Regions from separate parts of the Homo sapiens genome. Here region 2 is linked to region 1. Evidence: read pairs that join two places in POLR2A ChIA-PET (ENCODE). Cell type or tissue: Panc1. All regions are shown on one strand. Each heading gives the region's core, and the rest is flanking DNA. Links, peaks and the distances in the headings are about the cores only. Region 1 overlaps UBE2R2-AS1 (UBE2R2 antisense RNA 1). Region 2 overlaps UBE2R2-AS1 (UBE2R2 antisense RNA 1).

The links. Peaks named below come from ENCODE experiments on the same cell type or tissue, not always from the same donor. Only the 100,000 strongest peaks of a DNase experiment are listed, where the experiment ranks them.
Region 2: POLR2A ChIA-PET joins it to region 1 with 6 read pairs; 9 of 35 experiments call an interaction of 5 or more read pairs at or near these places.

What each region holds. Positions count from the first base shown.
Region 1 is chr9:33,804,906-33,810,288 of GRCh38, forward strand. All of the region lies in intron 1 of UBE2R2-AS1 (UBE2R2 antisense RNA 1), which reads right to left. Among named protein-coding and RNA genes, the nearest start is that of UBE2R2, 9.6 kb to the right of the region's middle. In Panc1, for the core only: no CTCF peak of the experiment used is centred there; no DNase peak of the experiment used is centred there; H3K27ac peaks cover 306 bases.
Region 2 is chr9:33,744,498-33,749,880 of GRCh38, forward strand. The region is part of intron 3 of UBE2R2-AS1 (UBE2R2 antisense RNA 1); the gene reads right to left. Among named protein-coding and RNA genes, the nearest start is that of PRSS3, 48 kb to the right of the region's middle. In Panc1, for the core only: no CTCF peak of the experiment used is centred there; no DNase peak of the experiment used is centred there.

The DNA of each region.
Region 1 (5,383 bases), core at 109-5,108:
CATATGCTGAGGTTTATATTGTTATTTATATTATTATTTTTCGGTTCTCAATCTCTTCTTTGTATCTTCTCTTTCTTTGCAAGCATGTTTGTATTGCTTGTTGTAGGCTTTTTTTGTTTGTTTTTTTTGAGATGGAGTCTCACTCTGTCGCCCAGGCTGGAGTGCAGTGGCGTGATCTCAGCTCACTGCAACCTCCACCTCCCGGGTTCAAGTGATTCTCCTGCCTCAGCCTCCCAAGTAGCTGGGACTACAGGCGCATGCCATTACGCCTGGCTAATTTTTGTACTTTTAGTAGAGACAGGGTTTCGCCATGTTGGCCAGGCCAGTTTCGAACTCCTGACCTCAGATAATCCACCCCACTCGGCCTCCCAAAGTGCTGGGTTTACAGGCCTGAGCCACCGCACCCGGCCATTGGAGGCATTTTTATCATGACTGCTTTAAGACATCTATCAAATCATTTGAATTTCTTTGTCATCTTGGTGTTTGTATCTATTCATTATCTTTTTTAAAAATACTTTTTAACAGACTTTATTTACTAAAGCAGTTATATGTTCAAAGCAAAAATGAGCCCAAAGTACTGAGAGGTCCTATGTACCCTTCACCCTTTCCCCAAATGCGCAGCCTCCCCGACTGTCAACATCCTATATTAAAGTGTTACATTGGTTCCCATCAATGCACCTACACTGACACATCATTATGACCCAGAGTCCATAGTTGATATTAGTGTTCACGGTTGATGTTGCATATTCTGTAAGTCTGGACAAATATATAATGACATGTATCCACCATAATAGTATCATACAGAATTGTTTATTGACGCCCAAAATCCTCAGTGCTCCACCTGTTCATTCCTCACGCTCCCTAACTCCTGGCAATCACTGATCTTTTGACTGTTTACATAGCTTTGCCTCTTCGATAATGTGTAATTGGAATCATGCAGTATGTCACCTTTTCAGATTGGTTTTTTTTCACTTAGTAATATGCATCCCAAGTTCCTGTTTCGCAGCCAGGCACAGTGACTCAATGCTGTAATCCCAGCACTTTGGGAGGCTGAGGTGGGCATATGGCTTGAGCCCAGGAGGTTGAGGCCAGCCTGGACAACATGGCAAAACTCTGTCTCCACAAAAAAATAGCAAAAAAAAAAAAAAAAGTTTCTCCATGTCTCTTCATGGAGAGAGGGTCTCACTCTGTCACCCAGGCTGGAGTGCAGTGCCACCATCATAGCTCACTGCAACCTCAAACTCCTGGCCTCAAGCAATTCTCCCACCTCAGCTGCCTAAGTAGCTGGGACTACAGTGTGCACCACTACACCCAACTCTTTTTTTTTATTTAATTATTTTTTTTTTTGTAGAGATGAGGTCTGGCTATGTTGCCAGACTAGTCTCTAACTCCTGGCCTCAAGCCATCCTCCTGCCTCAGCCTCATTTCTTTTTAGTGCTGAATATCCCATTGTCTGTATGTACCACAGTTTATTTACTCATTCATCTACTGAAGGACATCTTAGTTGCTTCTAAGTTTTAGCACTTAATGAATAAAGCTGCTATAAGCATTTATGTTTAAGTCTTTGTGTGGACATAAGTTTTGAACTCATTTGGGACTTATTTTTAATAGATACAAAGTCTCAGCTTTGCAAGACGAAAAGAGTGTGAGGATGGGCGGTGGTAATGGTAACAGAGCAACATAAATGTCTAATACCACTAAACTGCATTCTTCGGTGTATTTTGCTGCAATTTTTAAAAAATAAAAAACATGGCCCTCATACAAAAATGTACCACCTCACTTTCTCAGTAAAATTATTTTAGCAAGGTTCTAGTGGTAACAGAAATCAAAACCTTAAAAACATGCATATTCTTCAAATCAGTAATTCCATTTCTAGAAATGTATTCTAGAAAATCTGGCAAGGGAATAATATTGTAAGGGGAATAATATTGTAAATACATTTGGCATGAATTTTTTCAAACAATGACAAGTGGAAAACCACCTCAATGTTTCAGAATAGGGGACTGATTAAATATCACTCTGCATATCACCACACAATTAGCTATTTACAATTATGATCTAGATGAAGAATTGAAACATGAAATTTTGTTCCAGTATTTTGTTTTGTCGAAAAAAGCAGATCACAAAACAGTGTGTGTGTGTGTGTGTGTGTGTGTGTGTGTAATGCTTTTCAAGTGATTAATCTAGACAATTATCTGACAAGCATCCAGAGATCATGTTAAAACTTTACGCAGATGAAGCTTGGGGAACCTGTCTTAACATTTTATTCCCACAAAAAACTACATCCACCATCTCTGAGTGCTCATTCTGGGCCAGGCCTTTTATGTATACAGCTCATTTAGTCCTCACAGCATCCCTTCATGGTAGACACTTTCATTATTTCTGTTGTGTAAATAATGACTCAGGAAAATTGAGTTCCAGGCCCAGGCTCACAGCCAGGCCTGGACTGGGCTTGGCTTACCTGGTAGGAGATGCAAGGGCTCAGGGTGATCTCCAGAGCAGGAGATACTACACAGATGTGGAAACCTACCGTCATTTCTCCAAAGGAAGGAATGCACGGTACAGGCCATGCTGTCTGACAGTGGGAGAGAAAGGAAAAAAAAGGAATGAGTCCCAACCCCCTTTTGTTTCTTTCTATGGCTCCCAGGAGCTTGTTTTCCACCAAGATTGTAGGATGTTGGTTTTCAAGGCTACCATGTAGCTGGGAGGACGTGATGAGCATAGAGCAAATAAGAACATTACAAAGCTCACTATTCTAACCAAAATTCAGCCTATGTTCTTGAATAAATGCTCCAAGATTAGAGCAAACCTTTAGATATTTTCCAGAGTTCTGAAAAACTTGCTTCTATTTTTCTGAGTTGCTTTTATGAAGATAGGAATTTTAGAAGGTTCCTAGCTTGCCATTTTTACTGACATCACTTCCAAATACACTTTTTATTTATTTATTTATTTATTTTTTTTGAGATAGAGTCTCGCTCTGTTGCCCAGGCTGGAGTGCAATGGCGTGGTCTCGGCTCACTGCAACCTCCGCCTCCCAAGTCCAAGCGACTCTCCTGCTTCAGTCTCCCTAGTAGCTGGGATTATAGGTCCATGCCACCATGCCCAGCTAACTTTTGTATTTTTAGTAGAGATGGGGTTTTGCCATGTTGGCCAGAAAAGTCTCAAACTCCTGAACTCAGGTGATCCTCCCGCATCAGCCTCCCAAAGTGCTGGGATTACAGGTGTGAGCCACTGTGCCTGACCCCAAATATACTTCTAAATACATTTCTGAACTCACAAAAATGTAGAGGAAGTACAAAATGATTACACACACACATGCACGCATGCATGCAAACAATCTAGAGGTGAAACTAAAGTCATCAGTCAACACAGAAGCCAGAGATGCCCTGGAAGTGTGCCAAAACCAAAAACCTAGAGCTTTGTTAGTTAATATTGCGGCTGCCTGAGGTAGCACATAGGAATTGGGGCAATCCATAGGAAAATAAAAATACTTTCTTTTTTAAAAAGCTGGGAATGAGATGTCAATAGGGGACACTGAAATGCTCTGACACATTCCTGGGAAGCTAGAATTTTTCTGGTTAACTGACTAACAGGATTTGAACCTGACAAAGCAGGAAACTGAATCTGAGACCTCCACATAAATCCAGGCACCAAAATGGGCTATATATTTAGTGGAAAAGACAAAGCTGGAAGGATATGACAAGTGAACCCATAAGCAAATCAGTCTCTGCAGGCGGTGGATTGTAAAACATTAATAATTTTAATAGTCTTCCCTAATATTTCTAACCAGCTTCACTTTTATGCTGGAATTTGAATTTACACCATACTCATAGTCCAAGAAAATTCAAACCAATAAATCTAACTAGAATGGTTCCTGATTGGTCCTGCTTCCAGAGCCAAGCAGAAACCAAGCAAATCATCTCAGTTTTGGTCTCTCAGGAAACCCAAAGTTAAAGTTTAGACAAATATGAGCGATTTATAAAATTTAACAAAGAGTTGAAGGGTCAAACTACCATAAGCAGGAGTCAACAGAAACCATAAAGAGAACAACAAGACATAGAAAAATACAAATATTAAAATTATAACAAACTTTATACTCAGGAAGTAGGTTTAAAAGCATGTTTAAAGTGAAAAGATAGAGATCAACACGATGACTATGGGGAGCATTAAAAGGGGCCATTGGTCCACTCTGGAACTTCAAAGTAGGTTTTCTGAAAAAGATGATGCTTGAGCTTAAGCTTGAAGGACAGTAAATAATTAGCCAGGAGGAAAAGTGGTGAGGGAGTTTCAGAGAAAAAGATCATAATGAACAAATACATGGAAGCACTGAATAGCAGAGGGACTTCAGGGGAAATTATAAACATTTACCTATTACTACAGTAACAAATGTAGAGCTGAGAGGAACAGGAGATGCCTGTCCATTACATGAAGAAGTACAGACATTATTTAATAGGAAATAGAGAGTCAAAAAAGGATTTTAAGAAGGGAAGTCTCATGATAATTATGTTTTAGGTAGTCTGTGTTTCAGTGGTGAGGGCAGAGGGGCAACACTAAGATGTCAGGGATCAGTTAGGAGGCTACTGCACAGCTTAGGTGAGAGATGTTGATGGTCTGAAAACCAGGGTGACAGTAAGAATTGAGAGGAGAGACAGGTTTGAGAAACAGCAGAAAAAATTAGCACAACTTGTGATGGACTAGCTATGTGGAAGATAGCCAAAGCAATCCTACACAAAAAGAATGAAGCTGATGGCGTCACACTATCCTACTTAAACCATCTACAAGGCTACAGTGAACAAAGCAGCATGGCCCTGGTATGAAAACAGACACACAGGCCAATGGAACAGGTCAGAGAACCCAGAAGTAAAGCTGCACAGCTACAACCATCTGATCTTCAACAAAGCCAACAAAAACAAGCAATGGAGAAAGGACTCCCTACTCAACAAATGGTGTTGGGATAACTGACTAGCCATATGCAAAAGATTGAAACTGGACCCCTTGCTTTCACCACAAACAAAAAGCAACCCATGATGGATAAAAGACAAGTGTAAAACCTAAAATTATAAACTATCTGGAAAAGGGTGGGCGTGGTGGCTCATGCGTGTAATCCCAGCACTTTGGGAGGCCCAGGCAGGTGGATCATGAGGTCAGGAGTTCAAGACCAGCCTGGCCAACATGGTGAAACCCCGTCTCTACTAAAAATATAAAAATTAGCTGGGCATGGTAGTGCACATCTGTAATCCCAGCTACTGGGGAGGCTGAGGCAAGAGAATCGCTTGAACCCAGGAGGTGGATGTTGCAGTGAGCCCTGATCATGCCACTGCACTCCAGCCTGGGCAGCAGAGGAGGACTCTGTCTCAAAAGAAAAAAAAAACCTATAAAATCC
Region 2 (5,383 bases), core at 246-5,245, 60 kb before region 1:
TATTATCCCAATCAATGCAGAAAAAGCATTTGACAAAATTCAGCATTGCTTTATGATTAAAACCCTCAGAAAAATTGGCATGGAAGGGACATACCTCAAGGTAATAAAAGCTATCTATGACAAACCGACAGCTAACATACTCAACAGGGAAAAGTTGAAAGCATTCCCCCTGAGAACTGGAACAAGCCAAGGATGCTCACTTTCACCACTTCTATTCAACATAGTACTGGAAGTCCTAGCCAGAGCAATCAGACATGAGAAAGAAATAAAGGGCATCCAAATCAGTAAAGAGGAAGTCAAACTGTTGCAGTTCACTGATGATAAGATTGTATACCTAGAAAACTCTGAAGACTCATCCAAAAGGCTCCTAGATTGGATAAATGAATTCAGTAAAGTTTCAGGATACAAAAATCAATGTTCATAAGTCAGTAACACCACTATATACCAACAACGACCAAGGTGAGAAACAAATCAAGAACTCAATCCCTTTTACAACAGCTGCCATATATATATATATATAAAATATATTATATATATGTATAATATATATATTATATATATTCAGCATCGCTTTATGATTAAAACCCTCAGAAAAATTGGCATGGAAGGGACATACCTCATGGTAATAAAAACTATCTATGACATATATATATATATACACACACATATATCCAAGGAGGTAAAAGACCTCTACAAGGAAAACTACAAAACACTGCTGAAAGAAATCACTGATGACACAAACAAATGGAAACTGACATTTGTATATATGTATATATACAAAATTAGCCAGGTGTGGTGGCAGGTGCCTGTAATCCCAGCTACTTGGGAGGCTGAGGCAGGAGAATCGCTTAAACCTGGGAGGCAGAGGTTGCAGTGAGCCGAGATCTCACCATTGCACTCCAGCCTGGGCAACAGCCTGGGCTGTGTAGTATTCCATCATATATATATATATATATATATATATATATATATATATATATACACACACACACACATACACACACACACACACATGCACACACACACGCACACACACACACACACATATATATACGTATATATACAAATGGAAACATGACAAAACTCATGGATGGGTAGAATCAATATGGTGAAAACGCCCATACTATCAAAAGCAATCTACATATTCAGTGCAACTCCCATCAAAGTACCATCATCATTCTTCACAGAACTAGAAAAAAAATTCTAAAATTCATATGGAACCAAAAAGGACCCCACATAGCCAAAGCAAGACTAAGCAAAAAAAATCTGGAGGCATCGCATTAACTGACTTCAAACTATCCTACAAGATTTATACCAGTACCATAACAGCATGATACCAATATAAAAGTAGGCACATAGATCAATGGAACAGAACAGAGAACCCAGAAATAAAGCCAAATACAACCAACTGATCTTCAACAAAGAAAGCAAAAACGCAAATTGGGAAGGGGCACCCTATTCAACAAATGGTGCTGAGATAACCGGCTAGTCACATACAGAAGAATGAACCTGGATCCTCATCTCTCACCTTATACAGACATCAACTCAAGATGGATCAAAGACTTAAATGTAAGACCTGAAACCACAAAAACTTTAGAAGATAACATTGGAAAAACTCTTCTAAACACTGGCTTAGGCAAAGATTTCAAGACCAAAAACCCAAAAGCAAATCTAACAAAAACAAAAATAAACAGATATTACCTAATTAAATTAAAACACTTCGGCACAGCAAAATAAATAATCAGCAGTGTAAACAGACACCTCACCGAATGGGAGAAAATATTCACAAACTATGCGTCCTACAGAATCTACAAGGAACTCAAATCAGCAAGAAAAAGAGAAATAATCCCATCAAAAAGTGGGCAAAGAACATGAATAGACAGTTCTCAAAAGAAGATAACGAAATGACTAACACATGAAAAAAAATGCTCAACATCACTAATTATCAGGGAAATGCAAATTAAAACCACAATGAAATACCACCTTACTTCTGCAAGACTGGCCATAATTTAAAAAGTCAAAAAATAGTAGATGTTTGCATGGATGTGATGAAAAGGGCACTTTTACACTGATGGTGGGAATATAAACTAGTACATCCACTGTGGAAAACTTTATGGAGATTCCTTAAAGAACTAAAAGTAAAACTACCATTTGATCCAGCAGTCCCACTATTGAGTATCTACCCAGAAGAAAAGAAGTCATCATATGAAAAAGCCACTTGCATCTGCTTGTTTATAGGAGCAGAATTCACAATTGCAAAAATATGGAACCAGCCTAAATGCCCCTCGACTGACAAGTGGATAAAGAAAATGTGATATATTTACACCATGGACTACTACTCAGCCATAAAAAGGAATGAAGTAATGGCATTTGCAGCAATTTGTACGGGAGTTGGAGAACATTATTCCAAGTGAAGTAACTCAGGAATGGGAAACCAAATATCATATGTTCTCACTTATAAGGGTTTGCTAAGCTATGAGGACGCAAAGGCATAAGAATGATATAATGTGCCAGGCGCAGTGGCTCACACCTGTAATCCCAGCACTTTGGGAGGCCAAGGCAGGTGGATCATGAAGCCAGAAGATTGAAACCATCCTGGCTAACATGGTGAAACCCTGTCTCTACTAAAAATACAAAAAGTAGTCGTTGTGGCACGTGCCTGTAGTCCCAGCTACTCGGGAGGCTGAGGCAGGAGAATCACTTGAACCTGGGAGGCAGAGGTTGCAGTGAGCTGAGATTGCACCACTGCACTCCAGCCAGGGTGACAGGGCAAGACTCTGTCTCAAAAAAAAAAAAAATAAAAAAAAAAATATATATAATGGACTATGGGGACTCAGGGGTAAGTGAGAGGAGGGTGAGGGATAAAAGACTATACACTGGGTACAGTGTACACTGCTCAGGTGATGAGTACACAAAAATCTCAAAAATCACCACTAAAGAACTTATCCGTGTAACAAAAAATGACCTGTTCCCCAAAAACTATTGAAATTTTTAAAAATGTAAACGTTAGCCATGCGTGTTGATGTACACCTGTAGTCCCAACTACTTAGGAAGCTGTGGCAGGAGTATCTCTTGAGCGTTGGAGGTCAAGGCTACAGTGAGCTATGATTGCACCACTGAACTTCACCCTGGGCAACAAAGTGAGACCCTGTCTCAAACACACACACACACACACACACACACACACACAAACTGGTTTTGTCCTGGTACCTGATTATTATAATTTGAAGCAGAAATTATTTTGTTTAGATTTTTTAATATTAAGAAGCATCTCGGCCAGGCGAGGTGGCTCACACCTGTAATCCCAGCACTTTAGGAGGCCCAGGTGGGCAGATCACCCGAGGTCGGGAGTTCAAGACCAGTCTGACAAACATGGAGAAACCCCAACTCTACTAAAAATACAAAGTTAGCCGGGCCTGGCGGCACATGCCTGTAATCCCAGCTACTCAGGAGGCTGAGACAGGAGAGTCACTTGAACCCAGGAGGTCAAGGCTGTGGTGAGCCGAGATCGAGCCATTGCACTCCAGCCTGGGCAACAAGAGCAAAACTCCCGTCTCAAAAAAAATAAATAAATAAAAGCATCTCTACTCACGATTGAACTATACAATTAAAAGGTCACACCTTTGTTTCACCATGGTAGGCAAGGTAAATATTAAAAAAGAAAATGGCTGTCCATAAAAGGGATCTGGTGACAGAGGATAGCCTCTCCCAGGGTAACAGGCATCCAGGACTCCACTCCATCAACGATTTCTAAAACAAAGGTTGTGAGCAAGTGCTAGGATGAGACGTGTGATTAAGTTTCTGAGCTGACAGCAAATTTAAAAGATGCCCTCCCAGCTCCTGGCTGCGGCCCATCCTCCCTCTAAGGTGCACAACTCCATTATGCTTTTAACTGATGACACTACCTCTTGGCCATTACCACCTCCCACCAGATCCCATTCACTTTGTTTTACCAGGGAAAGATCTGCTCCAGCTAATGCTTTATCCTTCACAGTGATTTTCTTTGACTTTATAGAAAGGGAGAGCCATTTGGTCAAGAGGCTGCCCATCAGATCCTGTGTCCTTCTGCACTGCTAATATCTATCTGTGGCCCTGCTTTAAAACCCAAATACGAACATCTCTTCCATGAAGCCCTTCCTGATTGCCAGTGCCCTCAACAGTGGGATAAACTGCCAGGCATCTTGGAGATCTAGACCCGTGGTTCTCAATCCCGACTTCCCCCGGCCTCCTGAGAAGCTTTTAATAGGTGCATCAGCCCTGGATTCTTACCAGTAGGTCTGAGAGGGAGGCTTAGCGCTTGTGTTCTTTTAATAGTGTGCACAGGGTTGACGGGAAACACACACACACTGTGCAGAACCATTCCACGAGGCTGTGTGTCCGGAATTGGTTCCCTCCAATGGGTTCCTGGTGCCGCTGACTTCAAGAATGAAGCCGCGGACCCTCGCAGTGTTACACTTCTTAAAGACGGTGTGTCCAGAGTTTGTTCCTTCAGATGTTCAGATGTGTCAGGAGTTTCTTCCTTCTACTGGGTTCGTGGTCTATGCACGACTTCATGAGTGAAGCCGCAGACCTTTGCAGTGAGCGTTACAGCTCTTAAAGGTGGTGCGTCCGGAGTTGTTTGTTCCTCCCGGTGGGTTCGTGGTCTGGCTGACTTCAGGGGTGAAGCCGCAGACCTTCACAGTGAGTCTTATAGCTCTTAAAGCCACAGTGAGTCTTATGGCGGCTCCAGAGTTGTTTGTTTCTCATGGTGGGTTCCTGGTCTGGCTGGCTTCAGGAGTGAAGCTGCAAACCTTCACCATGAGTGTTACAGCTCATAAAGGTAGTGTGGACCTAAAAAGTGAGCAGCAGCAAGATTTATTGCAAAAGGGGAAAGAACAAATCTCCCACAATGTGGGAGGGGACCCGAACGGGGAAGCTGGCCGCGATGGCCAGCCTTTATTCCCTTATTGGCCCCGCCTGCATCCTGCTGATTGGTCCATTTTACAGAGTGCTGATTGGTCCATTTTACAGAGTGCTGATTGGTCCGTTTTTACAGAGTGCTGATTGGTGTGTTTACAAACCTTTAGCTAGACACAGAGTGCTGATTGGTGCATTTACAGTCCTTTAGCTAGACAGAAAAGTTCTCCAAGTCCCCACCAATTAGCTGGACACAGAGCACTGATTGGTGCATTTTTACAGAGTGCTGATTGGTGTGTTTACAAACCTTTAGCTAGACACAGAGCGCTGATTGATGCTTTTACAATCCTTTAGCTAGACAGAAAAGTTCTCCAAGTCCCCACCAATTAGCTGGACACAGAGCACTGATTGGTGTATTTTCACAGAGTGCTGATTGGTGTGTTTACAAACCTTTAGCTAGACACAGAGCGTAGACACAGAGCGCTGA